Regions from separate parts of the Homo sapiens genome. Here region 2 is linked to region 1. A link is an interaction called in ENCODE POLR2A ChIA-PET data of the cell type or tissue named here. Cell type or tissue: IMR-90. All regions are shown on one strand. Each heading gives the region's core, and the rest is flanking DNA. Links, peaks and the distances in the headings are about the cores only.

The links. Peaks named below come from ENCODE experiments on the same cell type or tissue, not always from the same donor. Only the 100,000 strongest peaks of a DNase experiment are listed, where the experiment ranks them.
Region 2: POLR2A ChIA-PET joins it to region 1 with 6 read pairs; 1 of 35 experiments calls an interaction of 5 or more read pairs at or near these places.

What each region holds. Positions count from the first base shown.
Region 1 is chr9:37,542,281-37,558,654 of GRCh38, forward strand. The region is part of intron 1 of FBXO10 (F-box protein 10); the gene reads right to left. Among named protein-coding and RNA genes, the nearest start is that of FBXO10, 26 kb to the right of the region's middle. In IMR-90, for the core only: no CTCF peak of the experiment used is centred there; a DNase peak (open chromatin) is centred at 8,711.
Region 2 is chr9:37,872,723-37,889,096 of GRCh38, forward strand. It overlaps SLC25A51 (solute carrier family 25 member 51), which reads right to left. Exons shown (of 3, transcript NM_033412.4): 3 at 14,882-15,870. The coding sequence starts at 15,828. The coding sequence ends at 14,935. It also overlaps the pseudogene PAICSP1 and the pseudogene TMX2P1. Among named protein-coding and RNA genes, the nearest start is that of SLC25A51, 23 kb to the right of the region's middle. In IMR-90, for the core only: no CTCF peak of the experiment used is centred there; a DNase peak (open chromatin) is centred at 3,839; H3K27ac peaks cover 247 bases.

The DNA.
Region 1 (16,374 bases), core at 4,203-12,202:
TCTATGGTCAGATGTTATAAAGATATGACTCCAGGCCGGGCGCAATGGCTCAGGCCTGTAATCCCAGCACTTTGAGAGGCTGAGACAGGTGGATCACCTGAGGTTGGGAGTTCAAGACCAGCCTGACCAACATGGAGAAACCCTGTCTCTATGAAAAATACAAAATTAGCCGGGCATGGTGGTGCATGCCTGTAATCCCAGCTACTTGGGAGTCTGAGGCAGGAGAATCGCTTGAACCCAGGGAGGCAGGGATTGCAGTGAGCCCAGATCGTGCCATTGCGCTCCAGCATGGGCAACAAGAGCGAATCTCCATCTCAAAAAAAAAAAAAAAAGGATACGACTCCGGAACTGCCAGGTTCACCACCATGTGGAGGAAACCTTCTGGTATAAGAGCCAAACAGAAAGATGACCTTTAAAAAGAGGAAGAAAACAAGGTGAGCACATGTGTGTGTGTATCCTGATAGTACTGATTCCAGATTCTTAAAGATGTCTTGGAATCTACAGTTCTTCCTTCAATTTTGTAGGATATCCCAATGGCCTTCTACTAAATCCCCCTTTTGCTCAAGCTAGTTTGATTTGGGCTTCTGTGACTTGCAACTAGAAGAGTCTGGACTTCTAAGAGGGAACCCACCTTTGGCTGTTAGGGTCCTAGAGCTCTGGATCCCCTACACTCTCAAGGAAGAGACCTCTATCTCTTTACACTATTAGGAATGAGAACTGAGGCAGTGACTGTCCATCTGTCTGTCTCTGCTTGTTCCCAGATCAAGTAATTACTGTTTCCCCACGTGGGGCAGCCCCAGGACAGACTACTGCTGAGTCAGATGCTGTGGGTTTTGGTCCTGGCTCTGCCATTGGTTATCCTGAGCAGTTAATTGGTTATTCTGAACACCTATGGGCTGGCTGCCCAGCCATCTACCTACTTGCTTTTTCTGGAAAATCTTCTTCTCCCCTACCAGTGATTTATATCACATGATTATAGAGGTAAGGTTCCCAGCAGATGTATATGTAGAACAAAGGATCCCCGACCTCTTGACTGCAACTGATTGGACTCTGGATGGTTCTAAAGGGGCCATCGAGCCCTTTTCCAGGAGAACAGGAGTTGCAATTCTAGAATCAGGATGGCCTTATTCCTGAATGGTGGGGAATGAGTGGCCCCTTTTCTAAGCTATAAACTCAGGAATAGCCTCTGGTGATCATTTTCCCCAGGCTGGGGCATAGGAGGAGACAAGACAGAAGAAGCTGATCTACATTGAGAAAAGAATAAATTAGAGACACAGAAAAAAGCAGAGAAAAGGGCAGAAGCAAGGGGCATCCAGTTTCTCTATAGCACTGCAGGTCATAGCTCTAGTCTATTCTCAAAGCTCAGCTTTATCCTTGCCCTTTGAATGCCATCAGATATCCCTGATGATGTAAGCTGGCTTCATTTACTTGTTTTTATACCTAGTTCAAGGTCTCTCATTTATGAGTGTCAATTTTCCCACTTAAAAAACAAAGGGCCAAGTAGATGACCTAGAGCAACTTCCAAGTCTGAAACCCAAGTCTCTAGACAACTAGAAAGTAGGACTATGGCCGGACATGGTGGCTCACGCCTGTAATCCCAGCACTTTGGGAGGCCAAGGTGGGTGGATTACTTGAGGTCAGGAGTTCCAGACCAGCCTGGCCAACATGGTGAAACTTTGCCTCTACTAAAAAATACAAAAATTTGGCTGGCTGCAGTGGCTCGTGCCTGTAATCCCAGCACTTTGGGATGCCGAGGCAGGTGGATCACTTGAGGTCAGGAGTTCAAGACCAGCCTGGCTAATACAGTGAAACCCTGCCTCTACTAAAAATACAAAAAAATTAGCCGGGTTTGGGGGCGTGCGCCTGTAGTTCCAGCAACTCAGGAGGCTGAGACAGGAGAATTGCTTGAACCTGGGAGGTGGAGGTTGCAGTGAGCCGAGATCGTGCCACTATACTCCAGCCTGGGCAACAGAGCGGGACTCTGTCTCAAAACAAAACAAAAATTAGCCAGGTGTGGTGGTGGGCACCTGTAATCTCAGCTACTCAGGAGGCTGAGGCAGGAGAATCATTTGGACCTGGGAGGCAGAGGTTGCAGTGAGCCAAGATTGCTTCACTGCACTCCAGCCTAGGTGACAGAGTGAGACCCTATCTCATAAATAAATAAAGTAGGACTAGAAACAACTGACCTTCATCAAATTGTTGACCTCTCTAGAGCCTTGGGTATCCTCTCAATTTTATGAAAATGCTAATCATACTTGTCAGTTATCTAAGCCCCAAGAAGGCTAGGAGCACAAATGTCTGATTATGTCTGGAAGAAATGCTGAGCTTCCTCAAGACTGGCGTGGCTTTAATTCTGCAGATTTGTACTGGAGCCCAGATGAGTAGGTTCTTCTCTAATGATCACCAGCGAGACTTTACTAAGAGAGAAAAGCGGCCGGGCGCGGTGGCTCACGCCTGTAATCCCAGCACTTTGGGAGGCCGAGGTGGGCGGATCACGAGGTCAGGAGATCGAGACCATCCTGGCTAACATGGTGAAACCCCGTCTCTACTAAAAATACAAAAAATTAGCCGGGCGTGGTGGCGGGTGCCTGTAGTCCCAGCTACTCGGGAGGCTGAGGCAGGAGAATGGCGTGAACCCGGGAGGTGGAGCTTGCAGTGAGCGGAGATCGCGCCACTGCACTCCAGCCTGGGCGACAGAGCGAGACTCTCTCAAAAAAAAAAAAAAAAAAAAAGAGAGAGAAAAGCTGGGCTCTGGACTGTTAAGCATAATAGGGGAAAGGCTGGGCTCCTGACATCTGCCACTCCCCAAGATGGACACCAGTTTATTTATGGCGGCTTCTATGACACTGATGTTTCCTGTTCTTCGTTTATTTCTTTAGTTATACATTCTCAGGCTTTTTTTTTTTTTTTTTTTGAGACAGAGTCTCACTCTACCACCCAGACTGGAGTGCAGTGGTGCGATCTCGGCTCACTGCAACCTCTGCCTCTCAGGTTCAAGTGATTCTCCTGCCTCAGCCTCCTGAGTAGCTGGGATTACAGGCGCACACCGCCATGCCCAGCTAACTTTTTTGTATTTTTAGTAGAGACGGGGTTTCACCATGTTGGTCAGGCTGGTGTCGAACTCCTAACCTTGTGATCTGCCCATCTTGGCCTCCCAAAGTCCTGGGATTACAGGCGTGAGCCATCGAGCCTGGCCTCTCAGGCTTTTTAAGAGAAAATTGTTCTTCTACTCATTCTCTATCCATTTTGTAGCTGAGCAATCACATCCATTCCCTTGGCTTCAACTACCACTGGAAATGCATGACTACAAAATCCAAATGTCTAGCCCCAATCATCTTTCTAGCTCCACACGTGAATACCCAATTCTCTTTTGGGCATTTCTACCTGGATGTTCCATAGATAACAAAAACTCAACATCATGTCCAAAATGGAACTCTGACTTCCACTTCAGGCCATGACAGAATAACGGAAACTGGATATTCCCTTCCTGCCATAAACAACTATAAAGCTGGACAAAATATATGAGGCAAGTGAATATGTGTTTTCAGGCACTGAGCAGCAAGCTGCTCAAGACTGTGATTTTTGGCCGGGTGCGGTGGCTCACACCTGTAATCCCAGCACTTTGGGAGGCGGAGGTGGGTGGATCACTTGAAGTCGGGAGTTCAAGAACAGCCTCACCAACATGGTGAAACCCCATCTCTGCTAAAAATACAAAATTAGCCAGGCATGGTGGTGCACACTTGTAATCCCAGCTACTTGGGAGGCTGAGGCAGGAGAATCGCTTGAACCCGGGAGGCAGAGGTTTTAGTGAGCTGAGATCACACCACTGCACTCCAGCCAGAACAAGAGCAAAACTCCATCTAAAAAAAAAAAAGACTGTGATTTTTGAAAGAAAGGAAACATAGGAGGTGAGTGCCAAGAACATCCTGGCATTCATTCTGAGGCACTTTCTTACTATGGTGTAAGAAGATGGTGCCCAAGCAGAGTGGCAGTCCCACCAAGCAGGCAGATTTGAGTTCTGTGCTGCTGAAGAGGCTGGCATTTGTGAGGCAAGGTACCAGAATAAAGTGAATAGCACAGAGGGGGTGGGGAGGAGGGGCAGTTCCTAGGCTGAAGGCTGGGCTGCACATGTACAGGGCAAGACTTCATCAGATGTAGTAGGGATCACCTGCTATGAAAATTTATTCTAATTTTCCACTTAACTTCTGTGTTTAATTTTGTTCATTCACTCATCCGACAGACATCTATTAAGCCTTATTATGTAACAGGTCCTAAGAGAAAATATTAATAAATCGGTATTAAGACATGGTCTCTGTGCTCAAGTTGCTGATAGTTTAATAAGAGGGGAGAAGACATAGTGAAACACAAAACAAAGTTGGCAAAAGACCTTCACTAGTAGGTTGAAAAATCATGGAGTAACTCCTAGAGATGTCTTTTTTTTTTTTTTTGGATGCAGTGGCCATGATCTTTGCTCACTGCAGCCTCTGCCTCCCAGGTTCAAGCAATTCTCGTGCCTCAGCCTCTCGAGTAGCTGGGACTGCAGGCGTGCGCCACCACGCCTGGCTAATTTTTGTATTTTTAGTAGAGATGGGGTTTCACCATATTAGCCAGGCTGGTCTCAAACTTCTGACCTCAAGTGATCCGCCTGCCTTGGCCTCCCAAAGTGCTGGGATTACAGGCATGAGCCACCGCACCTGGCCTTAGAATCACTTTAGAAAAGTGTTTCAGTTTCTTCTACAGTTAAATGCATACCTATCCTATGACCCAGGAATTCCACTCCTAGTTATTTATACAAGATAAATGAAAATAGGTGTTTACAAAAAGACTTACACAAGAATGTTTACAGCAGCTGTATTCATAATAGTAAAACAAACAAACAAACTGGAAACAACCCAAACATCCATCAACAGAAGTGTGGATAAACAAGTTCTGGTGTATTTGTACAATAGAGTACTATTCAGCAATACAAAGGGATAAACCATTGATGTAGACAAGAACATGTATGAACCTCAAAAATAATATGCTGGGGCTGGGCGCAGTGGCAGACGCCTATAATCCCAGCACTTTGGGAGGTCCAGGTAGGTGGACTGCTTGAGCTCAGGAGTTTGAGACCAGCTTAGGCAACATACTGAGACTCCATCTCTGAAAACAAAACAAAACAAAAAAACAAAAAACAAAAAATTAGCTGAGTGTGGTGACGCACAACTGTAGTCCCAGCTACTAGGGTGGTTGAGGTAGGAGGATCACTTAAGCCCAGGAAATCAAAGCTGCAGTGAAACATGATCGCATCACTGCACTCAAGCTTGGGTGACAGAGCAAGACTCTTATCTCAAAAAACAAAACAAAACAAAAAAGACAAAACTAGTCTATGGTGATAAAAATCAAAACAGTGCTTAGGCCAGGCACAGTGGCTCACACCTGTAATGCCAGCACTTTGGGAAGCTGAGGTGGGAGGACAGCTTGAGTCCAGTTCGAGATCAGCCTGGACAACATAGCAAGACCCCGTCTCTACAAAAAAGTTAAAAAATGTTGCCAGGCATGGTGGTGTGCACCTGTAGTCCAAGCTACTCGGGAGGCTGAGGTGGGAGAATCCCTTGAGTCTAGGAGTTTGAGGTTACAATAAGCTGATGGTGTCACTGCACTCCAGCCTGGGTGACAGCAAAACCCTGTCTCAAAAAACAAACACAATACAACGGTGCTTGCCAGCAAGGTGGAGATTAACTGGAAGGGGTTACGAGGGAACTTTAGGGTGAAGGAAATGTTTTATATCTTGACTGGTGTGTTAGTTATATGGGTGCATACATCTAAAAACCCTCACCAGAGGTTGGGCACAGTGGCTTATGCCTGTAATCCCAGTGCTTTGGGAGGCCAGGGCGGGTGGATCACCTGAGGTCATGAGTTTGAGACCAGCCTGGCCAACGTGGTGAAACCCCACCTCTACTAAAAATACAAAAATTATCTGGGCATGGTGGTGTGCACCTGTAATCCCAGTTACTCAGGAGGCTGAGGCAGGAGAATCACTTGAACCCGGGAGGCGGAGGTTGCAGTGAGCTGAGATTGTGCCACTGCACTCCAGCCTGGGCAACACAGCGAGACTCCATCTCAAAAAATAAAAAATAAAAAAATAGAAACCTCCCTGGATTGTATGCTTCAGCTCTGTGCATATCATTGCATGTAAACATCATCTCCATTTTTAAAATAGTATTTATTATCATCTCTCCCCATTCTTGCTCCACCACCTGTACTGTATTCCTTGGTTAATAACACCATCATTTTCCACCTAGCTGCCCAAGTCAGAACTAGAGAAACCTCCTTGATTTCTTTTCTCCCTCCTTCCCTCCCTCTCTACCCCAGATACTCTCTGAAGTCCTGTGTTTCTGCCTCCTTAAGCAATCTCTCCTATGATTACTTTCTTCACTATCCTCCCTGTCCCTGCATTACTTCTTTGGTTTGGATTACTATGACAGATCCTTTTTTTTTTCTTTTGAGACGGAGTCTCCCTCTGTTGCCCAGGCTGAAGTGCAGTGGCGCCATCTCGGCTCACTGCAACCTCTTCCTCCTGGGTTCAAGCGATTCTCCTGCCTCTGCCTCCCAGGTAGCTGGGACTACAGGCGCCCGCCACCACGCCCTGCTCATTTTTTGTAATTTTAGTACAGACGGGGTTTCACCGTATTAGCTAGGATGGTCTCAATCTCCTGACCTCATGATCCACCCGCCTCGGCCTCCCAAAGTGCTGGGGTTATAGGTGTGAGCCACCGCACCTGGGGATCTTTCTAAAATACACCTCTGATCTTGTCAATTGTTGGCTTAAAATTCCTCAGTGGTTCCCCATGGAGTCCTGGGTCAAGCCTAGTACAGAAGATCAGTTGTGAGCTTGTCTTTTTCTCTAGCCTCATCTCTGACATTCATCCCAACCTACCCTCACCCTCCCAATAATAACCTTTCAGAGGACCTTTCCTTATCCTCTCCCCTCAGAAATTAAGTGCCTCCCCTGGGCTCCCACAGCACCCAGAGAACAGCTCTAGCCAACATTTTAAACATGTGAAACAAAACACAGAGCACACAAAGCAAATGTGTAGTTTAGAGAATCATTTTACAAGGCAAGTATCCTGTTCACCACCACCTGGATCAAACACAAAACCTTGCAAGCCCCCTAAAAGCCTCTCTGTGTCCCCCATTCCAACGCTTCCTCAAAAAGTAAGTTCAGTCTTGATTTGTGTAGAAATCACATCTGAGCATTTCTTTATGGTTTTATCACCTCAGTACACATCCTTAGAGGCCATAGTTTTTAGTTTTGTCCTTAAGTTTTTGGCTTGATAGGTCTTTTGATTCTCATTTCATCTGCTGGTTCCCCTCTATCTTTTCTTTACAATTTATTTGTTGAAAACCCTGACTCATCTGACCAGAGTTTCTCATGGTCTCAATTTTGCTGACTGCATGCATTACTTGAAGGAGAGCTCACTTGTTCCTGTCACCTGCACTTCCTGCATGCTGGCACTGGATCCAGAGGCTTGCTCAAACCCAGGTTCAACCCCTTTAGCAATACTACAAGTGGCATTGTACCTTTTTATTAGGAGCCACATTTCTGGTTGTCTCTTTTTTGATGTTAGTAGCCAGTGGTGCTCAATGCCTCTATCCAGCAATTCACTGGTGGTAACGAAATGTTAATACTCTTAATTCACCAAAGAACACTAAAAACAGTACAAAACAAAACAAAAACCAAGCCCAATCAAAACTCATTTGGCTTTGATAAGCTGAAATAATTTTATAAGAAGATTTTATAATTCTATTCATCCACTATTTGGTTATCCAGTGGCACAGTACATATAGGAAGAGCCAGCTTAATGCTTTCATTTTATTTCTCAGTTTTCTTTTTTTGTCGTCTCAGGTTTTTTTTTTTTTTTTTTTTTTTTTTTTTTTGAGATAGAGTCTTGCTCTGTTGCTCAGGCTGGAGTGTAGTGGCATGATCTTGGCTCACTGCAACCTCCACCTCCCAGGTTCAAGTGATTGTTCCGCCTCAGCCTCCTGAGTAGCTGGTATTACAGGCACCCGCCACAATGCCCAGCTAATTTTTGTATTTTTAGTAGGGAGATGGGGTTTCATCGTGTTGGCCAGGCTGGTCTCAAACTCCTGACCTCAAGTGATCGGCCCGCCTCAGCCTCCTAAAGTGCTGGGATTACAGGCATGAGCCACTGCACCTGGCCTTTTTTTTTTTTTTGAGACAGAGTCTCACTCTGTTGCCCAGGCTGGAGTGCAGTGGCGCAATCTTGGCTCACTGTAACCTCAGCCTCCCAGGTTCAAGCGATTCTCTGCCTCAGCCTCCCAAGTTGCTGGGACTACAGGCCTGCACCACACACCTGGCTAATTTTTGTAGTTTTTGTAGAGATGGGGTTTACCCATGTTGGCCAGGCTGGTCTTGAACTCCTGGCCTCAAGTGATCCACCTACCTCGGCCTCTCAAAGTGCTGCGATTATAGGCACCACACCCAGCCTATTTCTCAGTTCTCAAGATAATGAATGGGTTCCCTGTTGTTCTCTGAAGGTGACTGGCTCTCAAAATTCATGTTCTTCTCACATGCAAAGTGCATCCATCCCAATAGCCCCAAAAAGTCTTAACTTGTTCCAGCATCAGTTTTAAAGTCTAAGTCCACAGTCTCATCTAAACCAGATATGGATGACAGTCAAGGCATGATTCATCCTGAGGCAAATTCCCCTCCAGCTGTGAGCCTATAAAATCAAACAAGCTATGTGCTTCCAAAATACAGTGGTGGGATAGCACAGGACAGACATTCCCATTGCAAGAGAGAAACAGACAAGAAGAAAAAAGTCACTGGCCTGAAGTATGTCCAGAACAGAGCAAACAACACTAAATCTTAAGGCTGGACAATAATCTTCTTCGACTCCATGTCCAACTTTCTGGACACAACGTGTTGGGGGCTGGGTCTCCAAGGCCCTGGAAAGCCCTGCCTCCACAGCATTGCTGGACATAGCCCACACAGCTCTGAAGGGTTGCAGTCAATACCTGTGGCTTTCCCAGGCTGGTGCTGTGTGCTGGTGGCTCTACAGGTCTGGAGTCTTGGGGGCAGCCCTGCTTCCAAGACTCCACTAGGTAATGCCCAAATAGGGGCTCCCTGCAGCATCCTTTGAAATCTAGGTAGAGGCACACAAGCCTCCACAGCTCTTGTACTCTGCAAGTCTACAGTTAGCCCCACGGGGATAGCACCAAGGTAGACTGCTTGTGCCCTGGGTTCTGTAGCCCAGCCACACCTGGGCCTGCTTGAGCCACAGGTGGGGTGACCAGGGAACAGAGGCCTGAAGCATCCCTGAGCAATGAGCTCCAAGGTTCCAAGAGTGCCCCGGGCCTGGCCCTTTAAGCTGGTTTGCCCTCATAGCACTAGCATTGAAGTGACGGCACAAGCAGCCTTGAAAATCAAATGGTCACTTGGCCACACCCTTGGTTTTCTCTTCTAAACCATTTAAAAAATTCTTTACATAACCAGAACTGAGAGTTTTTCAAATCTTTGTGTTCTGCTTCCCTTTTAATTATAAATTGTCTTTAAATCCTTCTTTCTTTTCCCATTTTACTATAAGCAGTTAGAAGCAGCCATGCAACATCGTGAATGCTCTGCTGCTTAGAGATTTCTTCTGCCAAATCACCTAGCTTTTCTAGCTTTCTCTCCTTTCTGCCTTCTACAGAGTCCTAGGACACAGACATTGATTCAGCCAAGTTCTTTGCCACTTTATAAGAAAGATAACCTTTCTTCCAATTTCCAATACCTTGTTCCTCATTTCTGTCTGAGACCTCATCAGACTAGCCTTCACTGTTGCAACTACTCAAGCAATCTGTAAGAAGAACAAGGCTTCTCCTATATCCCTTCTTTCCCCAGGCCCTGGCCAGAACCACCCTTAATGTGGCATTCATGTCAATGAAGGATTTTCCAGCATTTGCTTCAAAACTGTTCCAGCCTCTATGCATTATCCGTTTCCAAGTTGCTTCTACATTTTTAGGTATTTGTTATAGCAACACCCCACTCCTCCAGTACCAATTTATGTCTTAGTCTGTTTAGTGCAACCATGTCGGAATTCTTGAATCTGACTAATCTGTAAAGAACAGACACTTATGGCTGGGCGAGGTGGCTCACGCTTGTAATCCCAGCACTTTGGGAGGCCGAGGCAGGAGGATCACGAGGTCAGGAGATCGAGACCATCCTGGCTGACACGGTGAAACCCCGTCTCTACTGAAAACACACACACGCACAAAAATTAGCCGGGCATGGTGGTGGGCGCCTGTAGTCCCAGCTACTCGGGAGGCTGAGGCAAGAGACCGGCAGGAACCCAGGAGGCAGAGCTGGCAGTGAGCCGAGATTGCGCCACTGCACTCCAGTCTGTGTGACAGAGCGAGACTCCATATCAAAAAAAAAAAAAAAAAAAAAGAACAGACATTTATTTTTCACAGTTCTGGAGCCTGGGAAGTCCAAGATCAAGGTGCTGGCACCTGGTGAGGACGTCCTTGCTCTGTTCTTAGATGGTGGAAGGTAGAAAAGCAAGAGGGATGAAAATATGTGTCTGCACACTGCAGAAGGATGGCAAATGCATCCCCACAAACCCTTCCATTCATAAGGAAGAGCCCTTATGACCTTTTACCTCCCAACACTGTTGCATTGGGGATTAGGTTTCCAATACATACATTTTGGGGGGGACATATTCAGACCACAGCAGTGACCAATTCAGGTTGTGTGTGTGTGTGTGTGTGTGTGTGTGTGTGTGTGTGTATTTTTTTTGAGATGGAGTCTCGCTCTGTCACCAGGCTGGAGTGTAGTGGTGCAATCTCAGCTCACTGCAACCTCTGCCTCCTGGCTTCAAGCAATTCTCCTGCCTCAGCCTCCCGAGTAGCTGGGACTACAGGCACGCGCCACCATGCCCAGCTAATTTTTGTATTTTTAGTAGAGACAGGGTTTCACCATGTTGGCCAGATGGTCTCGATCTCTTGACCTCATGATCCACCTGCCTCAGCCTCCCAAAGTGCTGGGATTACAGGCGTGAGCCACCGCGCCCGGCCACATGTATGTTTTTAAATTGTTATGAAGTCATGGACTGACACGTATTTTATGGGTTTCAAGTCTTTGAAATCCCTACTTTTATTAAAGTTCAAATTAAGCTATCTTTGGCCCCACATTGGTTCCTCAGTCCTCCTGGCACAACCCCTGTACCCTCTGATAGCTTCCTTGCTATGTGGTATGGCTAGATAGCATAACAGCTTCTTTCTTTAAGAAGTTGTCTTTAAAAAATGTTCATTGAGAAAATTGTAGATTCACATGCAGTTATAAGAAATAATAGAGATCCTGGCCAGGCACGGTGGCTCATGCCTGGAATCCCAGCACTTTGGGAGGCCGAGGCGGGCAGATCACCAGAGGTCGGGAGTTCGAGACCAGCCTGACCAACATGGAGAAACCCCGTCTCTACTAAAAATACAAAAAAAAAAAAAATTAGCCAGGCGTGGTGGCACATGCCTGTAATCCCAGCTACTTAGGGAGGCTGAGGCAGGAGAATCGCTTGAACCTGGGAGGCAGAGGTTGCGGTGAGCCGAGATCATGGCATTGCACTCCAGCCCGGGCAAAAAGAGCGAAAGTCTGCCTCAAAAAAAAAAAAAAAAAAAAAAAGAAAGAAAGAAAGAATAGAGATCCTTTGCTTGGTTTACCCCAATGGTAACATTTTGCAAAACTATAGTATAATATCCCACTAGCATGGTGACATTGATATAGTCCAAGGTCTAATTTAGATTTCTCCAGTTTTACTTGTACTCACTTGTGTATGTGTATTAAGTTCTATACAATTTTATCACCTGTGTAACTTTGTGTATCTATGACCAGTAAAGACGGTGAACAGTTCCAACACCATATGGATCCCTTGTGTTGCCCTTTTGTAACTATACACGTCTCAATTCTCCCTCCTCTCTCCTGTCCCTAACCACTGGCAACCATTAATCTGTCCTCCAGTTCTAAAACTGTATCATGTCAAAAATGTTATATAAGTGGAATTATACAGTGTGTCACCTATTGAGACTGGCTTTTTTTCATTCAGTGTAATTCGATGGAGGCTCATCCTACTTGTGGTGTGCATCAATAGTTTGTTTATGATGCTGAGGACTATTTCGTGCTATGGATGTACCATATCCAGTAGTGTGTATTTGCAGAATTGACAGATGCATTCATATGTGCAATACAACCCCCTACCAAGAAATGGAATACTCCAGAAAGTTCTCTCATGACTCTTCCATCAAGTTCCACCCCCGACCCCAAGAGGCAACCACTGTTTTCTTTTCTCTTATCTCCTCAAATTCCTACTATCATGATTTTCTACTACAGATTAGTTTTGTCTGTTCTAGAATTGCATATAAATGGGATCATGCAGTATGTATTCTTCTGTGTAAGGCTTCTTTCATTCAGCATAATATTTTGAGATTCATTCATTTCATTGCATGTAGTTTACTTTTTAACTGCTCAGTAGTATTTCATTGTATTAAGTGTTAATATATCACAGTTTAAAAAAAATTAATTCTCCTCGATGGAAACCTGAATTACTTTCAGTTTGGGGCTATTATGGATAATGCTGCTGTGAATATTCTTATATAAGTGTTTTTGTGGACACGTTTTAATTTTTCTTGAGTCAATACTTAGGAGTGGAATTCCTAGGTTCTTTTCCCAGAGAGGCTATACTATTTTACACGCCTACCAAGAAAGAATAAGAAACACAGTTGCTCCACATTTGTTGTGGTGTTTTTGTTTGTTTTTTGCAGGGTCACACTTTGTCACCCAGGCTGGAGTGCTGTGGTGTGATCACAGTTCATTGCAACCTCGAATTCCCAGGCTCAAGTGATCCTGCTGCCTCGGCCTCCCAAAGTGCTGGGACTATAGGAGTAAACCACCATGCCCAGGCTGTTGCTGGTTTTTAAAATTTTATCATTCTGGTGGGTATGTAATGGTATATCATTTTGGTTTTAATTTGCATTTTCTTCATAATACACGATGTTGAGATTTTTTGCATGTGATCATTGGCCATTCATATATCTCCTTTTTGAAGTACTTGTTCAAATCTTTTGTCTTTTTTTTTTCAGACGGAGTTTTGCTCTTGTCATCCTGGCTGAAGCCCAGTGGTGCAATCTCGGCTCACCGCAACCTCCAACCTCCACCTCCCAGGTTCAAGCGATTCTCCTGCCTCAGCCTCCCGAGTAGCTGGGATTACAGGCGCTCGCCACCATGCCCAGCTAATTTTTGTATTTTTAGTAGAGATGGGATTTCATCATGTTGGCCAGGCTGGTCTCAAACTCCTGACCACAGGTGATCCACCCACCTTGGCCTCCCAAAGCACTGGGATTACAGGCGTGAGCCACTGCGCCTGGTCCTTTTGTCTGTTTTTAATTGTTTTTTTTAATATATATTTAATTATAGGACTTCTTTATATGTCCTTTGCCAGATACATGTTCTTTGAATATTTTCTCCCAATCTGTGGTTTGCCTTTTCATTGTCTTAATGGAATCTTTTGATGAGAAGTTTTTAATTTTGATGAAGTCTAACTTACCATTTCTTTCTTTTTATGATTATTTTCTTCTATCTGTCTGAGAAAGCTTTGTTAATTCCTAAGTCATGGATATAATCTCTTGTCTAAAAGCTTTGTGGTTTTGACTTTTACATACTGTTCTATGATCCATCATGAATTAATTTTTGTTATGGTATGAGGTAGTGGTTGAGGTTCATTCTTTTTCTATGTGGATATCAAGTTATTCTAGCACCATTTGTTGAAAACAGTCTCCTTTCCTTATTGGGTTGCTTTGGTGCCTTTTTCAAAAAAAACAAACAATGGTAGTGTGGGATTATTTCTGGACTATTTGTTTCATTGATCTACTTGTCAATCCTTATGCCAGCACCACAGTATCACCACATTTTTGACACTTTTTTTCCTTTTATGCATTATGCTTTTGGTATCAAGTTTAAGAACTTTTTACCTAGCTCTAGATCCTAAAGATTTTTTCCTGTGTTTTTTTCTAAAAGTTTTATAGTTTACACTGTATACTTAAGCCTATGGTCCATCTTGAGTTAATTTCTTATTGAAGTGTAAGTTGAAGTTTTTCTTTTTAGCCTATGGTTATCCAACTGTCCCAGGACCATTTGTTAAAAAGGTTATCCTTTCTCCATTGAACTGCTTTTGTACTTTTGTCAAAAAATGATAAATCAGTTGAGGATATTTTTGTTCTGGATTTTTTTTTTTTTTTTTTTTTTTTTTTTGAGACAGAGTCTCTCTCTTTTGCCCAGTCTGGAGTGCAGTGGCACAATCTCGGCTCACTGCAACTTCTGCCTCCTGAGTTCAAGCCATTCTCCTACCTCAGCCTCCCAAGTAGCTGGGATTACAGGTGTGTGCCGCCACGCCCGGCTAATTTTTGTATTTTTAGTAGATATGGGGGTTTCACCATGTTGGCCAGGCTGGTTTTGAACTCCTGACATCAGGTGATCTGTCCGTCTTGTCCTCCCAAAGTGCTGGGATTACAGGCGTGAGCCACCGCATCCAGCCTGTTCTGTATTCTTTAATGGAATATGTCAAAACCACAATCTGGATATTAGACATGCTTTTTCTACTGGCTTGGTCATTGTTTCTAAGCCTTTTGCATCCTCCACTGGATTGTTTACGATAGGGACTGGGTACTTTTCTCTCTGAAGACTCAATACCTGGTGTTGACTCCTTTCTCTATTACAACTATTCAGGGCAACAGAAAAGACAAGGAGAGCATTCTTAGCTACAGGGTGCCTACATTATTCCAATACTGGGTCTACGTGTCCATGCACTATGAGAGTAGGATTCTGATTTTTCCCAGGCTATGGGTTCTTTCAGGCAATGATGCCAATAAGTGATGATTTATGATTACTTACAATTGACCCGACCATCATCACAAGACAGTAGTACCTCTGGCAGCTCAAATGAACCCTTTTATATTGAACTCTCACGTAACTCACTCTTTCCCTCACAACTTCATATCCTTGCACTCTACATCCCTTCTGAGCCTTACCCCAGACCTCTTTACCCCTTCGGAGGCCTTGGATGGCTCTGCCTCTGATTATTCTTTTCTTAATTTGAATGTTGCTTTTCTCCTCACAAAGTCATTCTCATGAGGAAGGAGCTCTGCCAGGACCTGAGTGGGGTAGATGCAGTTCAGCCTCAGTTAGGACCTCTCCTCCAACCATGTTCTTGGCTTGCCTCACTTGAGAAGTAATTTTAAAATGTTATTTTGCTGTCTTTCCATAAAGTTTTGGTGACCTATACGTGGTACTCTGAATTCAGTGACTTCACATATTACATTTCATCTAGCTGGCCTTGACCGTTCACAAAGTCCATTTCTAGCTAGCTCAGATAATCTCCCTCCCACATAACAGCTTACATACTATGTCCCCACATGGTTTACATTTATCTTTCTACATTTCTTATCTATTTCCCTATAAAGAGGGGCTCATCTATAATACTTTTCTAGCTGTCCTGGTTTCATTTTTTTCCTTATTATTTAGCCACTTCAATTTAAAACCACCAGAAGGACATCATTATCCCCATTTTCATAACCTTCCATATGAAAGTATGCTAACCATCAACTACCCAAACATTTCCTCCCAGTGGGCGATCTCATCTTAACCAGGACCAACTGCTGCATCTGAAAGGAGTATTTTTAATCATTGCTAAGAGCTTTGACGTACTTGTTAGAATCTGTATTCTCATCGTCCCCACAGGCTGCTCTTGATTTCTGAGCTCCTCTGAGTATAACCATATACTCTTCTTTCAGGGAGCACCATATACTGCGCACTTTCTGAGATGCTTTATCCATGATGTTCTTTCCTTCTACAAGGGGCAACTCTGACAGGTGTTCAAGAGTGAATCAGCTAACACTAAAGGAACCTAATCTATACCACCTTCCAGGTGAGAGGCTTCCATATGGTCTTTTGCAGGACTTTCCATTAGGGTTCTCCTGGGATCTATTGCTAATGGTTGGTATTCCAAGTCTCAGGAGGGACTTGGAATAAGAGAGACCCAAATTGCAACCACCAACCCTCATAAATGCATCTCTGCTTCTCAACTCGAGCCTAGTTTACTTTACTATATAAGTGTTCAACCCAGTCAATGCATTGTGTGCCCCATGTGACATCCCATAGTATCCAGCACTGACAATTTCTCTCCCAGATGGGTTTCCCCCATTTCCCATAGTAGCTCATCAATAATGAATACCCTAGGCTATCATAATTCACTTACAGAGAATACAGCAAGAACCCCACATACCATCCAATATGCAGCACAAAGTACAGGCTTAATAACAGTGTTTTTAAGTAAACGAATAATCAGA
Region 2 (16,374 bases), core at 3,535-11,534, 330 kb after region 1:
GAAACTCTGTCTCAAAAAACAAAACAATAAAACAAAAACATGATATTTACATTACTGGGCAGTTAAGTAAGCTAAGATGATCTTACCTTCTCAGGAACAGACCTGGTGCTGTGTAGCTTATCTTTTAACTCAAAATGAGAGAGCAGCTACAGAAATATACACTCCCTGGTATAAGCTGTAAATAGCTGCAACTGTTGCTAACAATAGCAATAAATCCAGAAAAGGAACAACTGAAACTTTAACCAGAGCATACACAACTCAAAATACTTTTTAGCCTTAAAAAGTGTTTTAAAAAAAGTTATTTCCAGGGAGCCGGGTGAGGTAGCTCACGCCTATAATCCCAGGACTTTGGGAGGCTGAGGCAGGCAGATCACCTGAGGTCAGGAGTTCGAGACCAGCCTGGCCAACATGGCAAAACCCTGTCTCTACTAAAGATACAAAAAACTAGCTGGGCGTGGTAGTACATGCCTGTAGTCCCAGCTACTCAGGAGGCTGAGGCAGGAGAATCACTTGAACCTGGGAGGTAGAGGTTGCAGTGAGCCGAGACTGCACCACTGCAAGCCAGACCCTGTCTCAAAAAAAACAGTTGTCTCCTTGCAAGTTGTTTAAATTATGAGTACTTTAGAATGCTTTGTTGACATTACTTGTTAAAGTTCTTCTCTATAAAAGGTTAGTTTTTGTTGGGGTAAAATGAAGGATCCAAATTTAATTGTGAAATGGTTACTTTTTAAAAGTTAAAATACAGAGCATCAGATTTGTTCTAAACACATTGCATTTATTCTTAAATAGTTTTTTTCTTGCATACTTAATAAATGTATGTAATTAAAAGAAAGATTTCCTGGCGTTTATTTAAAGTTGCAGTGTATTGCAGGAAAATCATAATTTTCCTAGTAGCCTGGTCCCTGCTAGTCAGGAGGTGGGTAGACCCCTTATTGCTGGGCAGTCTTAGGAAAGAATGCTTTTTCGTTGTTGTTGTTTGTTTGTTTTGAGACGGAGTCTCGCTCTGTCGCCCAGGCTGGAGAGTAGTGGTGTGATCTTGGCTCACTGCAAGCTCTGCCTCCCAGGTTCAAGCCATTCTCCTGCCTCAGCCTCCAAAGTAGCTGGGACTACAGGCACCTGCCACCACGCCCGGCTAATTTTTTTCTATTTTTAGTAGAGACGGGGTTTCACCGTATTAGCCAGGATGGTCTTGATCTCCTGACCTCGTGATCCATCCGCCTCGGCCTCCCAAAGTGCTGGGATTACAGGCGTGAGCCACTGCGCCCAGCAGGAAAGAATGTTTGAAAGATTGGCCTCTGTTTTAGCCACCAGCCCTGTCACATTCAGGAGGGGATAGTCCAGACCTCAGTGGGAGGGAACTGCCATATTATCATCATTAGTGGGGAAGACAAGTAAATTTCTAGGCCACAGGCTTGTGTTCCCTTCTAGCAAGTATTTCAGTGGTATCTTATAACTTCATAGCAATCTAAGAATAGCATACTAAAAGAGCTAAACTGAGTTTCTCAATTATTCAGCAATAATGATAAACCCCCTAATGGTTTTTCCCAACATTTTATTATGAAAATGTCCAAACAGCAAAGTTAAAAGAACTTTACAGTGAACACTGTTTACCAAGGTTTTACCATTAATATTTTACTTGTTTTATCCCTTAACTAACTCTGTCCATCAGTCCATCTTGTTTTATTTATTTTTTTGAGACGGAGTCTCTCTGCGTCGCCCAGGCTGGAGTGCAGTGGTGCAATCTCGGCTTACTGCAACCTCCGTCTCCCAGGTTCAAGTGATTCTCCTGATTCAGCCTCCCAAGTAGCTGGGGTTACAGGCACCCACCATCACGCCTGGCTAATTTTTGTATTTTTAGTAGAGATGGGGTTTCACCATGTTGGCCAGGCTGGTCTTGAACTCCTGACCTCAGGTGATCCACCTGTCTCAGCCTCCCCAAGTGCTGGGATTTACAGGTGTGAGCCACTGCACCCAGCCTAATCCATCTTAATTTTTGATGCATTTTAAATTGCTGACATCTGTACCCATCCTTCTAAAAGTCCTCACATGACTAGAGTTTAACATTTGTTTTTTTCTTTTGTTGTAAAATTTACATAGAATGAAGTACACAGATTAACTCTACATTACTTAAATTTATATAAATGTATACACCTGTGTAACCCAAACATCTGTCAACATATAGAGTACTACCACCATCCCAGCAAGTTCTCTCCTGCCTCTTCCAGGTGAACCTCTGCCCCCATCCTCCCAGAGGGAAACACTGTTTGTTTGTTTGTTTGTTTCTGCTACAGATTTTCCTCTTCTAGAACTTCACGTAAGTGAAATTATCCATTATGTATTCCTCTTGATGATTTCTAAAAGAAATTCTTAAGAAATTAAAAGGGTTTCCGAAACAAGGAGAATAATTGATAAAGAAAATATCAGAGATCAGATTGATTACTTCATTAAATGTATTTATTATGAGAACCTCTAATCTGTGGATATAGAAATCTGAAAGACAGACCCTGCCCTCGAGGAGATCACATTGTCCTGGCAGATAAAGTACAAACATGCAGTTAGAGACAGGCAAGAAACAGTTATCACTTGGCACAGAAGGGGCCTAATCCAGCCTGGGAGGCGATGGAGAAATCAAGAGACATTTACATTTTCACTTTGGAACTTGTCTCGGGCAGCCAGTGCTCTTTATTTTCCATAAAAGTCTAGAACCTCTTAACTCAAAATGATTTGTCCTGAAATGGCAGTTTTACAACACTGAGTAGGTGTAACACAAACTCGCTAAATAAAATAAATGAGGAAAAACTGTAAAAGGCACAAACTGAAATTATTGGGGATTCTGTTTTCCTCTAGTTCGAGTTGAAATAGACTCAAATAGATGTGTTATTGCTCCCAAACACAAATAACATGCATTCCTGTTCTTGGATCACAAGTGGCAGAAGCTTTCAAGAGCTCTAGATAGCAACAGCAAAACTTTAATCTTCTTGGACTTCCCTTTAACCTTCTCAAGGTATATAAAACTGTTGCTGGTTGGGCATGGTGGCTCATGCCTATAATCCCAGCACTTTGGGAGGCTGAGGCGGGAGGATCATTTGAGGCCAGGAGTTTGTGACCAGCCTAGGCCAACATAGCAAGACCTCATCTCTACCAAAAACCAAAACCAAATCAATTGTATCTTCAAACTGAGGCCCTCATCTCCTAATTTTTTTTACTCTTTACTTCCATATTTTACACACAGATTACAAATGAAAGATCCTCAGTTTCCACCTGTACCCACTTTTTCCTACCTTGGTCCTTCTCAGAACTCTATCACTGTTATTTAATGAGGAGGTAAAGCCCGAGAAAACCTGGAAATTTGTTTAGCCACACTTTCCCCAGAAAACTGAGAGGGCTAAGGAAAATTCTGAAGCTTCTTTTGCCCAAGGAAACAAGAAAGCTACTTACTATAAACCACCCATTATAGATATGATGACCCTTGAAAGAGAAATAGTTTATTTTTCTTCGTATTGTCTGAAACAAGAGAGCATCTCAGTGTAACTAAATGCATTTTTTAGTGTACATCAGAAGGAAGTAATTGCTTAATAAAGAGGGCCTGAACTGAGTTTGTTTTATTTCTGTTGATCATGAAAGGTAGAGCAGCTGTAGAGGTGAGCTGCCCTAAAACAATGTAAACAAGTCACTGCCTTAATGGTGCTTCTAACAGTAACAAAGCAGTGCTCCATGACAAACTATTCTAAAGAATACTTTCTTCTTGCTCTTCCTAGTCAATTTCATTCAATTGAGCTCCACAATTCAGAAACAGTGCCAGGAGGGATAAGAAAAATGGAGTGCCTGTACCTCTGAATCCTGACTCATGCACAAGTGTTTTATCTCAAATTGGCTAGACATTTCTCAGAGTAAAGGATCGCTGGCAGTGTTTGGAAACTAAAGGAGAATAAAGAACAGTCTCATCAATCATGCAGCTAATGTTGTGGACTGAATTCATATATTGAAGCCCTAACTTCCAATGTGATAGTATTTGGAGGTGAGGGCTTTGGGTGGTAATTAGGGTTAGATGAGGTCATGAGAGAGGTGCCCATGATGGGATTAGTAATCTTATAAAGATAACTAATTTATAATTACTTATAAAGGGCTGAGATTAGAACTTTCTCTCCATTATGTGAGGGTATAGCAAGAGGACAGCCCTCTGCAAACCAGGGAGAGGGCCCTCACCAGGAACCAAATCTGCTGGCTCCTTGATCTTGGACTTCCCAACCTCCAGAACCATGAGAAATAAATGTTGTTTAAGCCAGTGGTCCCCAACCTTTTTGGCACCAGGGACTGGTTTTATGGAAGACAATTTTTCCACAGATAGGTGGAGCGACACAATGGTTTGGGGATGAAACTGTTCCACCTCAGATCATCAGGCATTAGATTTTCATAAGGAGTGCACAATCTAGATCCCTTGCATTTGCAGTTCACAGTAGGGTTTGCATTCCAATGAGAATCTAATGCTGCCACTGATCTGACAGGAGGCAGAGCTCAGGTAGTAATGCTCACTTACCCACTGCTCACCTCCTTCTGTGCAGCCTGGCTCCAAACAGATGGGTACCTGTCCGTGGCCCAGGCGTTGGGGAACCCTGATTTAAGTCATCCAGTCTATGGTACTTTGTTATGGCAGCCCAAGCTAAAACAATTCAGTACTTTGAGATCAATGTAAAAATTACCTTTTCCTTAAATGACCTCCATGACCCATTAACAAATGAAGGCTGACCTTCATTCGGTCATTTCATAGGATATTCCAGAATGCTGTGATACTGAATATCCATGTGTCCCATCATTCTTGATTCTTGGTTGTTTTTTTTTTTTTTTTTTTTTTGAGACAAGGTCTTACTATATTGCCTAGGCTGGACTTGAACTCTCAAACTCCTGGACTCAATAGATCCTCCTGCCTTGGCCACCCAAAATGCTGAGATTGCAGGCGTGAGCCACTGTGCCCTGCCAGGACTGGCTTTTTAAAGAGGCAACAGGGCCAGGCATGGTGGCTCATGCCTGTAATCCCAGCACTTTGGGAGGCTGAGGTGGGTGGATCACTTGAGCTCAGAAGTTTGAGACCAGCCTAGGCAACATGGTGAAACCCTGTCTCTACAAAAAATACAAAATTTAGCTGGGAATGGTGGCACACACCTGTGGTCCCAGCTACTGGCAATGCTGAGATGGGAGGATCGCTTGAGCCTGGGAGGCTGAGGCTGCAGTGGGCCAAGATTGCGCCAATGCACTCCAGCCTAGGTGACAGAGTGAGAATCTGTGTCAATAAATAAATAAATAAATAAATAAAGCAAGAGGTATCAAATATTCACAACAGAGATTTCTGCCTCTCAGCATGGGTGCAACTTTCATCCCACTCAGGATAATAGTGAGAGCTGAGGTACTGAACATTGCTAAAAAACTATGTGAGGGTAAAACAAAAGAGGTCTATGAATTGCTTGTTAGATAGGCCAGGAAAAGTCCTGCAATCTAAGGACCAGATTACAGCAGGAAATGCAGTCAGAATCACCTGGAAGGAAAAGCTGCAATCTCAAATAAAATTACCAGTTGCATTTTTCTGTTGTTACAGGAAGCAGGTATTAAAACTGCTTTCACCAGAAAATGTGAGGAGACAGCTTTCATTGTGCCCCAGTGTGAAATAATTCCAACTGAATGGTTTGCAGAAGAATACCAACTGGTTCTTCACTCGAAAGAAATCCTGGTGTCAAGGAAGGATGTGAGTTTTGCCCACCTAAAGTGGAGATGTTTTTCAAGGATGATGCCAATCATGACCCACAGTGGTCTAGGCAACAGCTAATTGCAGCAAAATTTGGCTTTGCTGCACTTGGTATAAAACTGAAGTGGATATCATGAGTCATGCCACATAGGCTGTTTTTGAAATCCCGGAGAAATCCCGGTTGCTCCCAGAACTGTACACCGGTTGATATGAAGATTGAATTTGGTGTTCATGTGACCAGCAAAGAAATTCTCACTGATGTTATTGATAATGACTCCTAGAGACACTCACCATCGGGGGAGCAAAGCCAATAGAAAGACAGTCTTTTAATCATACTTTTAAAAATGTTATTTTAAAAAAATAGAGCCAGTCTTGCCATGTTGCCCAGACTCAAGCAATCCTCCTGCCTTAGCCTCCCAAAGTGCTGGGATTACAGGCGTGAGCCACCACTCCTGGCTGAAACAGTCTTATCAAGGCTTCAGTGTAACTCCTGAAGGGTTCCAAATGGTAAGGAAAAACTTTGCGTGGGTTGTAGAGAGTAGAGTTGCTTTTGAAATCAGAAAGTCAGTGCAGTGTTATAGTATTGATGGGTTCTACTTCTGATCTTAATCACCGTGAAAAAAATCAAGGCCTGTGGAAATTTTGGCATTCCATGTAGACTTTGAGTAACATCTGCACATAAAGGACCAGAAGAAATGCTGAGGATTAAAGCTGAGTATGAAGGGGTGGCAGTCGTACTGTATTTGTGGCAGTGGCAGGCAGAAGCAATGGTTTGGGATCAGTGATGTTTGGGAACACTACACATCCAGTTATCTATTGTCCTCCCCTCACACCAGACTGAGGAGTTCAGGATGTGTGGTCTTCTCTGCGACTACTCAGTGGTCTCGGCTATTCAACCATACTTTCTCCAGAAGGATCAGCTCAGTTTGCTACTCAGATATTTGGATTAAACAACCATTTATTATGGGGCAAACTGCAAGCAAGCACTTTGAACACATGGATTTTTTGGAAGAAAGGTGACAAGAAAATCAGAGAAAACATCATTGCATTTTTAGGGGGAAAACTACAAATTTCTAATTTAGCTGCAGAAAAAATAATTAGAGAACACAAATAAAATGTACTAGTGAATACATGCTTCTCTAGACCCAAACAAAAACTATTTGCAACGTAATTAAAACAGGTTAAGTGCTGTGAAAAATAGAAACATGGTGACATAGAAGAGCCTGACGGGGGAACCTAACCGAGTCCTGAGAGTGTAAGCCAGCTTCCCCAAGGAAGTGACACTTCAACCGAGATCTGAAGGACAGCAGTCTATAAATGAAGTAGAGAAAGGCAGTGCTGAGGGCAGAGGGCACCTGCATGGGCAGAGGCTGGGAGCAAGATGAGTACAGCGTGCCCCAAGTAATCAGGAAGTGCCAGTGGCTGGAGTGCAGAGACAGCAGCGCAGTTTTAGCTAGAGATGAGAGTAAGGGAGGCAAGGGCTGGATCATCCTGTCTCCTGTAGGCCACAGCAAGATGTTTGGTCTTTATGGCAGAGGAAAAGCATTTATTGAAGTGACATTTTAAAAAATTACTGATGGCCGGGCACGGCGGCTCACGCCTGTAATCCCAGCACTTTGGGAGGCTGAGGCAGGTGGATCACTTAAGGTCAGGAGTTTGAGACCAGCCTGGCGCAAAACTGTCTCTACTGAAAAAATACGAAATTTAGCCGGGTGTGATGGCGGATGCCTGCAATCCCAGCTACTCCGGAGGCTGAGGCAGGAGAGTCGCCTGAACACAGGAGGCAGAGGGTGCAGTGAGCCAAGATTTCACCACTGCACTCCAGCCTGGCGACAGAGACCACGTCTCAAAAAAAAAAAAAAAAATTATTGACAATATGAAGAATAGATTGAAGGGAGATAGGAACTGAGATAAATCCTATTTTACCTTCGATTTCTACTTTAAAATCACATATACTCATTTGGACAAAAAATTTCCTAGTTGGGAACGTCAGATAAATAGATTTAAGGCAGCCGGCGCGGTGGCTCACGCCTATAATCCCAGCACTTTGGGAGGCCGAGGTGGGCAGATCACCTGAGGTTAGGAGTTTGAGACCAGCCTGACCAACATGGAGAAACCCCATCTCTACTAAAAATACAAAATTAGCCAGGCGTGGTGGCGCATGCCTGTAATCCCAGCTACTTGGGAGGCGGAGGCAGGAGAATCACTTGAACCCAGAGGTCGGAGGTTGCGGTGAGCCGAGATCACGCCATTGCATTCCAGCCTGGTCACAAGAGCGAAACCCCGTCTCTAAATAAAAAAGTAAATAAATAAATAAAAAGATTTAAGATGGGAACCAGTCTCTTGGGGATTGGGAGTGCTCTGTAGCTATGCAGAGATCCCCCAGGGCTGTTCCTGGTCACACCTACTCCTCACTCTGGAGGTCTAGAACTCTACAGTGGCTGCTATGGGTGGGTTAAAAGATTTCATCAGATGATGATTAAACACCCTTTTTATCAAATCTAAATGTACAAGTTCAGGATATTACACTTATTCTTTATGATGGATTTCAATCCAAAACAGGACTTTTAGAAGCAACTGCTCCTTTACCTTGCTGTCCTTATCAGGCAACCTCAATGATCTCTAAAGCCAGGAAACAACCTAAAACTTAACATGCAAATTCACAATGTGGCTAAAACTTCACACTCTCCTAACCAATGAGCTACAACAGAAAGGAGCAGCTCTGAAGGCAAAAGTAGATATAAAAAAAAAAAAAAAATGAAAAGCACAAACATCCAGACCATGTAACTTGGGAGTAAACATTGCATGAGGCTACTCTATTACAACAGAAAGTACTGATAAGCTAAACCAAGAAAGTTTAAACTCAGTAGAGAAGTGTATTAAATATGAGGAAGACCTTTAAGAAATAAAATGTGGCCAGGCACAGTAGCTCACGCCTGTAATCCCAGACTTTTGGGAGGCCAAGGTGGGCAGATTGCTCGAGCCCAGGAGTTCAAGACCAGCCTGGGCAACATGATGAAAATCTCTACAAAAATTAGCTGGGCTTGGTGGCACGTACCTGTAGTCCCAGCTACTCAGGAGGCTGAGGCGGAAGGATCGCTTGAGCCCAGGAAGTCAAGGCTATAGTGAGCCATGATCATGCCACTACACTCCAGCCCAGGCAATAGAAACCCTGTCAAACAAACAAACAAAAAGCTTTGCAGTTAAACTACCTGGAAAATAAAACTTATATGAAACCCCTCTTGACGAAATAAGATGGATAGACAAAGGAATGTTTTACCTGCAACATCCCCAGGTTAAGTTGCTAAAAGTCAAGGTAGTGTGCTAAATGTTTTCTGAATAAAAAGACTAACAGATCAATCTATCACTACCACAAAAAAGGAACGTGCCAGTAACAAGCAACTACTCAAGCATAAGAGAAGACCAAAAAGAGTGGGCTTAAAAAACAAACTTTATTCCAAATTATCAAAAAAAAAGTGTTAACTCTGAAACATTTAACAGATTTCATTTAAACTCATAGGGTCATAAAACTCAAACTATCAAACAAAAATAGCATTGTGCACTTAACCACTTTCAATAATGAACCTTCAAGAGGAAACATTTAGAGACTCCCACACAATTTGGGAGCCAATAGGCAACACATATTTAATATTAAGCAAAGACAGCATTAAAAACTAAAAATCCTCAAATTTCAAGAGAATACCTGTTCAAGTCTTTGATATACATTTGCACATGAGAAAAGAAATATTTTAATTTAAAAGAGACCAAGTCTGAGTGCTTATCCTTTCTTCAAATGTAATCTCCTGTCCACCCTTCATTTTATGACTGCATACGCCTCACTCTACTTCATCTACACTGAACCAGTGTTCGTTCAACATGATTGGCTTCACTCGAAGCCCTCTAGATCCCATTTCATATATCCCATCGACCACCATTATTCCCTTACATGTTTGCACAGCCTTATACTGAGCATTACATTGTAACCAAGCTTGGGAATTTCAGGTATCCAAAGGTAATTATATACACAAACGCTTCTGTTTTATTGCACAGTTCACAATATAGCTGGTGATTACACAACCAACCATGTTAAGATGAATATCGACTATTTAGACAAATACATCGATTTTGTCCCCAACCACAAATGAAACAAGAAAGACACACATATTCGCCACCATATCAAGGTTGTGTTTACTCTGTGGTGCAGTCCTGAGGGCTCATACCACTCTCAGTGTGTTCAATACGGAATCCATAACATTTCTGGTGGCATCACACATGAAGTATAGGACACAAGACCATAAGTGTCCTGCGCTCATGAGCCATTTGTGCCACAGACGTAACAGAAAGGCCACTTTTAAAGCTTTTCAGATATTCAATCACATTTGCCTTTTCAATTTTTTTTTTTGAGACAGAGTTTCACTCTGTTGCCCAGGCTGGAGTGCAGTGGCGCAATCTCGGCTCACTGCAACCTCCGCCTCCCAGGTTCAAGCGATTCTCCTGCCTCAGCCTCCTGGGTAGCCGGGATCACAGGCATGTGCCACCATACCCGGCTAGTTTTTTGTATTTTTAGTAGAGATGGGGTTTCGCCATGTTGGCCAGGCTGGTCTCAAACTTCTGACCTCAAGTGATCCACCCGCCTTGGCCTCCCAAAGTGCTGGGATTACAGGCGTGAGCCACCGCACCCGGCCTGCCTTTTCAAAGTTGTTACCACACTAGTTCACACTGAAGGTAAAAGCAATAGTTAGAATCTCTTATTAACAACACATTTTGACTTCAAGTTCAGACAAAGCTGTTGGTTACAAGTTCTGCTAAATTTTTTGTCAAATTTAAGAAGTCTATAGGACAACACAAAACCATCCCTGGTAATGTATTTGCAGTTTGGTCTTCAAAAGCTGTAAAGAGTGACAAAGAAATAAAAAAAAATACTGAGTTAAAACCATTAAAAATATTTATTAATAATTGTTTTTAAATGCCACTTATTTGAGACAGCAGAAACCAAAGCATTTTCTTTAGAATTCTCACTTAGCTTGTATTTCACAAAAGTGCTTTAGAACTCAGATTTCTACCACCTGTGTGGAGTGTAAAGACAAAAGGAAGCCCAACAAAACCAAAGGCCCAATGGTGTCTATTCCCAGGGCCAAGGTATAACCCCAGGCTAACCCACCTGCCCTGGGCTGAGTAGCTGCACACACCTGTGAGTGCTCAAAGTCACACGCATGATTGAGGGGGTCAGGCACCAAGGTGCCTTTATTTATTCATTTCTCAAACTCAATTCCCTTCAAATCCTGACTCGATTTAATAGGCCAATGGATGCTACTCATATTTATTTGGTGCCAAATTATTATTTTTTTAAATCCTTACATCTGCACCTTGAAAGCAAACTGCAATATCCAGCACAACATTGTCAGAGCTGCTGTATGGCTATTTAGCTTTATTACTGCCTGGCTAATGCTTAATACGCTTCATCCTTTACAGCTGGAAGAAGGATGGTCACTGTATTTAACCAGCCATAGTGCATTTAGAGGTCAACAGCTTTTATGGACTATTTGTCCAAGAACTTTCAGTAAACTACCAAGTTGAGGCCTTTATTTTGGTCAGTATGTATAAATATTCATATGCAATTATCCAGAAAGAAGAAAAACTGGTTAACAAGAAACCTACTGTCATGTCAGATGCTGGAAATCAATCTTTAGCTACATAATATTTACAGAAAGGGTTTTAAGATGCATAATCCACTTTTTCAGTCTGTCTCTTGTATTTCATTAGTCAATTGGAAGTGGCACAAGTTTCATCTGGAAAAAATATTTTCACCTTTTCTAATTCTTTTGACAAATAAGTTTTTGTCTGTTAAGGGATGAGAATGCTATTTGGCTATTACCTACTTTTAGAATTCAAACTAACCCTTCAAATGTCTTTATTTAGATCATATGCTCTCAAACTATCTTATTGTTTTACTGACACAATGGTAAAACTGGGTTCCCAAAATGTCAAAACCCTAATGGAGTCTCTATTTCCAAGAGTAAAATAAAAGACAGCTAACACTGTGAGGTGAAAACTATCCTGAGCCTTTTTTCCCCTCTCTTTAACATTTAGAAACTAGGGGGAAAAAAGTGGGATTGCATTAATAGACTTCCAAAACAAAATGTTATGGAAGTGTTTATTTTTTAAAAGGAGAGTTTTAAGAGAACAGGATGCTTGAATATGACCAACTCCCACTCAAGGGGAAAAATAACCACAGGCCTTTGCTGAGATGGCACCAGTAATTCAAAGAAACCAAGCTAACCAGAATTTGATCCACACACAAAATGAAAACTTGTTAACAGGATGGAACAACTATAACAAGATTCAAGTCCCTTCATCTTTTGGCAATGAAATAAGTGAAATTATAACACAAGGACATTTTGGAAGGGTTGAAGATCACAGTCAGAATCAAACAGAAAACTTTCAAACCTAGAAAGCAAAACAGGAACTTTCATAGCTCCTTGATCTACCATATCTAAATAGAAATAGTATAATGCCTATCCAATAGGTGCTTAGTTTCAAAACTAATACAAGCAATTTATCATGAAAAGCCTATACCTAATAAGCTGTTTTTCTTTTCTGTTCTGCCCCTTTGTCATATGCTTGAGCTTAATGAAGACTGTCCTCTGCAGCTGCTCCTGAGGGCAGAGAAGCAAGCAATGGAGTAACAAAGGAAGCCTGAGGAGCCCCTGGCCCCTGAGGACCTTCTCCTCTGGCCGGTCACAGCCACTTATGTTTCAATGCAGGCGATTTCAAGATTGGTTTAAGAAAAAGAATCCTATCTTGGGGATTAGGTTCCCTGTCAAAGGCCATCAGATGGACAGCTATTTACCAGGCAATTAGCCTAAAGCTCTTAGGTAATGATAAAAAAAAAAAAAAAAAAAAAAAAAACCTTGTATTTTCCTATTGGAACCTTTTATCCTATTTTGTTGATGCTTAAGGAAAAAAGCTTTGCCCATAACTCACTGTGGCCTGGAGTTACGACACCAACTTATATTTGGCCAATTAAGAAAGAGATTCTCCTGCCTCAGCCTCCCGAGTAGCTAGGACTACAGGCGCCCGCCACCACGCCTGGCTAATTTTTTGTATTTTTAGTAGAGATGGGGTTTCACTGTGAGTTTCACTCTTTTTGGCAACAATAATACGGCGCCCAACGTGGGCCTCAGAGAAGACTCGGAACCCCAAAGGAGTTGCCCGAAACCGGAGAGAGAAGCGGAGATCCTGATGTTTCTCAGTGCCATTGTGATGATGAAGAACCGCAGATCCATCACTGTGGAGCAACATATAGGCAACATTTTCATGTTTAGTAAAGTGGCCAACGCAATTCTTTTCTTCCGCTTGGATATTCGCATGGGCCTACTTTACATCACACTCTGCATAGTGTTCCTGATGACGTGCAAACCCCCCCCTCCCCATATATGGGCCCTGAGTATATCAAGTACTTCAATGATAAAACCATTGATGAGGAACTAGAACGGGACAACAGGGTCACTTGGATTGTGGAGTTCTTTGCCAATTGGTCTAATGACTGCCAATCATTTGCCCCTATCTATGCTGACCTCTCCCTTAAGTACAACTGTACAGGGCTAAATTTTGGGACGGTGGATGCTGGACGCTATACTGATGTTAGTACGCGGTACAAAGTGAGCACATCACCCCTCACCAATCAACTCCCTACCCTGATCCTGTTCCAAGGTGGCAAGAAGGTAATGCGGCAGCCACAGACTGACAAGAAAGGACGGGCTGTCTCATGGACCTTCTCTGAGGAGAATGTGATCCGAGAATTTAACTTAAATGAGCTATACCAGCGGGCCAAGAAGCTATCAAAGGCTGGAGACAATATCCCTGAGGAGCAGCCTGTGGCTTCAACCCCCACCACAGTGTCAGATGGGGAAAGCAAGAAGGATAAATAAGATCCTCACTTTGGCAGTGCTTCCTCTCCTGTCAATTCCAGGCTCTTTCCATAACCACAAGCCTGAGACTACAGCCTTTTATTTATGTTTTCCCTTTGGCTGTGACTGGGTGGGGCAGTGCGCAGCTTCTGATTTTAAAGAGGCATCTAGGGAATTGTCAGGCACCCTACAGGAAGGCCTGCCATGCTGTGGCCAACTGTTGCACTGGAGCAAGAAAGAGATCTCACAGGATGGAGGGGGAAATGGTTTCCCTCCAAGCTTGGGTCAGTGTGTTAACTGCTTATCAGCTATTCAGACATCTCCATGGTTTCTCCATGAAACTCTGTCGTTTCATTATTCCTTCTTAGTCAACCTGCACAGCCTGGTTAGACCTAGATTTAACCCTAAGGTAAGATGCTGGGGTATAGAACGCTAAGAATTTTCCCCCAAGGACTCTTGCTTCCTTAAGCCCTTCTGGCTTGGTTTATGGTCTTCATTAAAAGTATAAGCCTGGCTGGGCGCGGTGGCTCACACCTGTAATCCCAGCACTTTGGGAGGCCGAGGCGGGTGGATCACGAGGTCAGGAGATCGAGACCATCCTGGCTAACACGATGAAACCCCATCTCTACTAAAAATACAAAAAAAAAAAAAAATTAGCTGGGCGTAGCCGGGCACAGTGGCTCACGCCTATAATCCCAGCACTTTGGGAGGCCGAGGCGGGTGGATCACGAGGTCAGGGGTTCGAGACCAGCCTGACCAACATGGTGAAACCCCGTCTCTACTAAAAATACAAAACAATTAGCTGGGCGTGGTGGCGGGCGCCTGTAATCCCAGCTACTTAGGAGGCTAAGGCAGGAGAATTGCTTGAACCCTGGAGGCGGAGGTTGCAGTGAGCCAAGATCGTGCCACTGCACTCCAGCCTGGGCAACAGAGCAAGACTCTGCCTCAAAAAAAAAAAAAAAAGTATAAGCCTAACTTTGTCACTAGTCCTAAGGAGAAACTTTTAACCACAAAGTTTTTATCATTGAAGACAATATTGAACAACCCCCTATTTTGTGAGGATTGAGAAGGGGTGAATAGAGGCTTGAGACTTTCCTTTGTGTGGTAGGACTTGGAGGAGAAATCCCCTGGACTTTCACTAACCCTCTGACCTACTCCCCACACCCAGTTGATGGCTTTCCATAATAAGATTGGGATTTCCTTTAAAAAAAAAAAAAAAAGAGGCCAAACTGCATTCTTCTTAGAAGGTCTATTCAGTTGATAAATGGCACTTAACTGATGGTTTTTTCATATAACCTTTAACAAGAACTCATAAGTTGCATTGATTATGCCCCAAGAGATGAGGGACCGATGGTAATTCAGATGGGCACCTCTGAAAAGATTTATCAGTTTTCTGTCCCGTTCCAGCCAGATTTTTTGGAAAACCTTGGGGAAAGACTGAAATTCCCCACCAATCTGAGACTGTATGCGAGTTTTTACAACATTAATTGGAAAAAACAAGAATCCCAACATGGCACCCAATAGACCTCCACAGATAAAATCATTGACCAGATGAGCACTGTGAGTCGTTGCGGTAGGCAGATGCTCCTTAATGGGACCTCGAAGGCCGAAAAACAAGACATTGCTGAGTCCATTCCGGAAAAGAATGGGCACCAAGCCTCGATAATACTCTCCAATTCCATGACATTTCAGTGCCTTGAAAGCCTGGTAAGTGTTGGTAAATTTGTCATGATGCTTGTGGTCTTGAAGCAATGTCTGAACTCTTTCCAGTGGAGTGAAAATTGCTTCTGTTGTCCCTGCAAGCACTGCCGCCACGCCACTGGTTGCAAACTCTGGAGCACTGACATGCTTGTGGAGAAGGCAGGATAAATCCTCATACAGACCAAACATAAGTGCAAGCGTAGTTGTCTTCTGCATCAATGGGGGAAGGATTCCACGATACAAATTTCGAAATCCATCCCTTCTCAACTGAAGTATTGCATCCCGGGTTTTGATGCCATACAGCTGTTGTCGAAAGAGGACCTTCTGAATGGGAAATGTGATTGCGACATTGTTGAAGGCTGCACAGCAGCCACACAAGTAATGCTTCATCTCACCAACATTTGTAATATGAGGTGATATATCTTGTTTTGAAGATGTTAGTATTGGTGGCCTCTTTTCATGAGCTTCTGAATCCATCATGCTGCTTAAGATCTTTCTTTTTCATGAAGGACTTTTTTTAACCTACAAATAATAAATGACAACGGGTAAACCCGTTTTATAGAGAGCTAAACACATGGGCTTTCTCCCTAATCCATCCTCTAATATCTGGACACCACACTTTCCTTTTCAGACTAGATCAGTGATTCTTAAAGCATTTTCAGAAGACCCCTGGAAGTCCCTGAGATCCTTTTGGGAGTCCAGGAGATTTTCCTTTTTCAAACTACATATCTATGTGAGGCTTGATTTTTTGCATATACTTTAATCAAAATGACTTATCACAACAGACTGAATGCAGCAAACAGGAAACTCCATCTTAAGTCAGACATGCAAAAGGCTTAGAAAACTGTAAAATATTTTCTAATGACTGTAAAATCATTAGAAAAAAATGGGAGGCATGAATGTTATTTTTCATGAAAATGTGTTAACATGTAATGTGTTTATCATTACCTTAAAATTCATATTTTAATTTTAAATTCCTAAAGACCCTGAATATCAGTCCACATAAACAAAGGGTGTTTGGGGCCC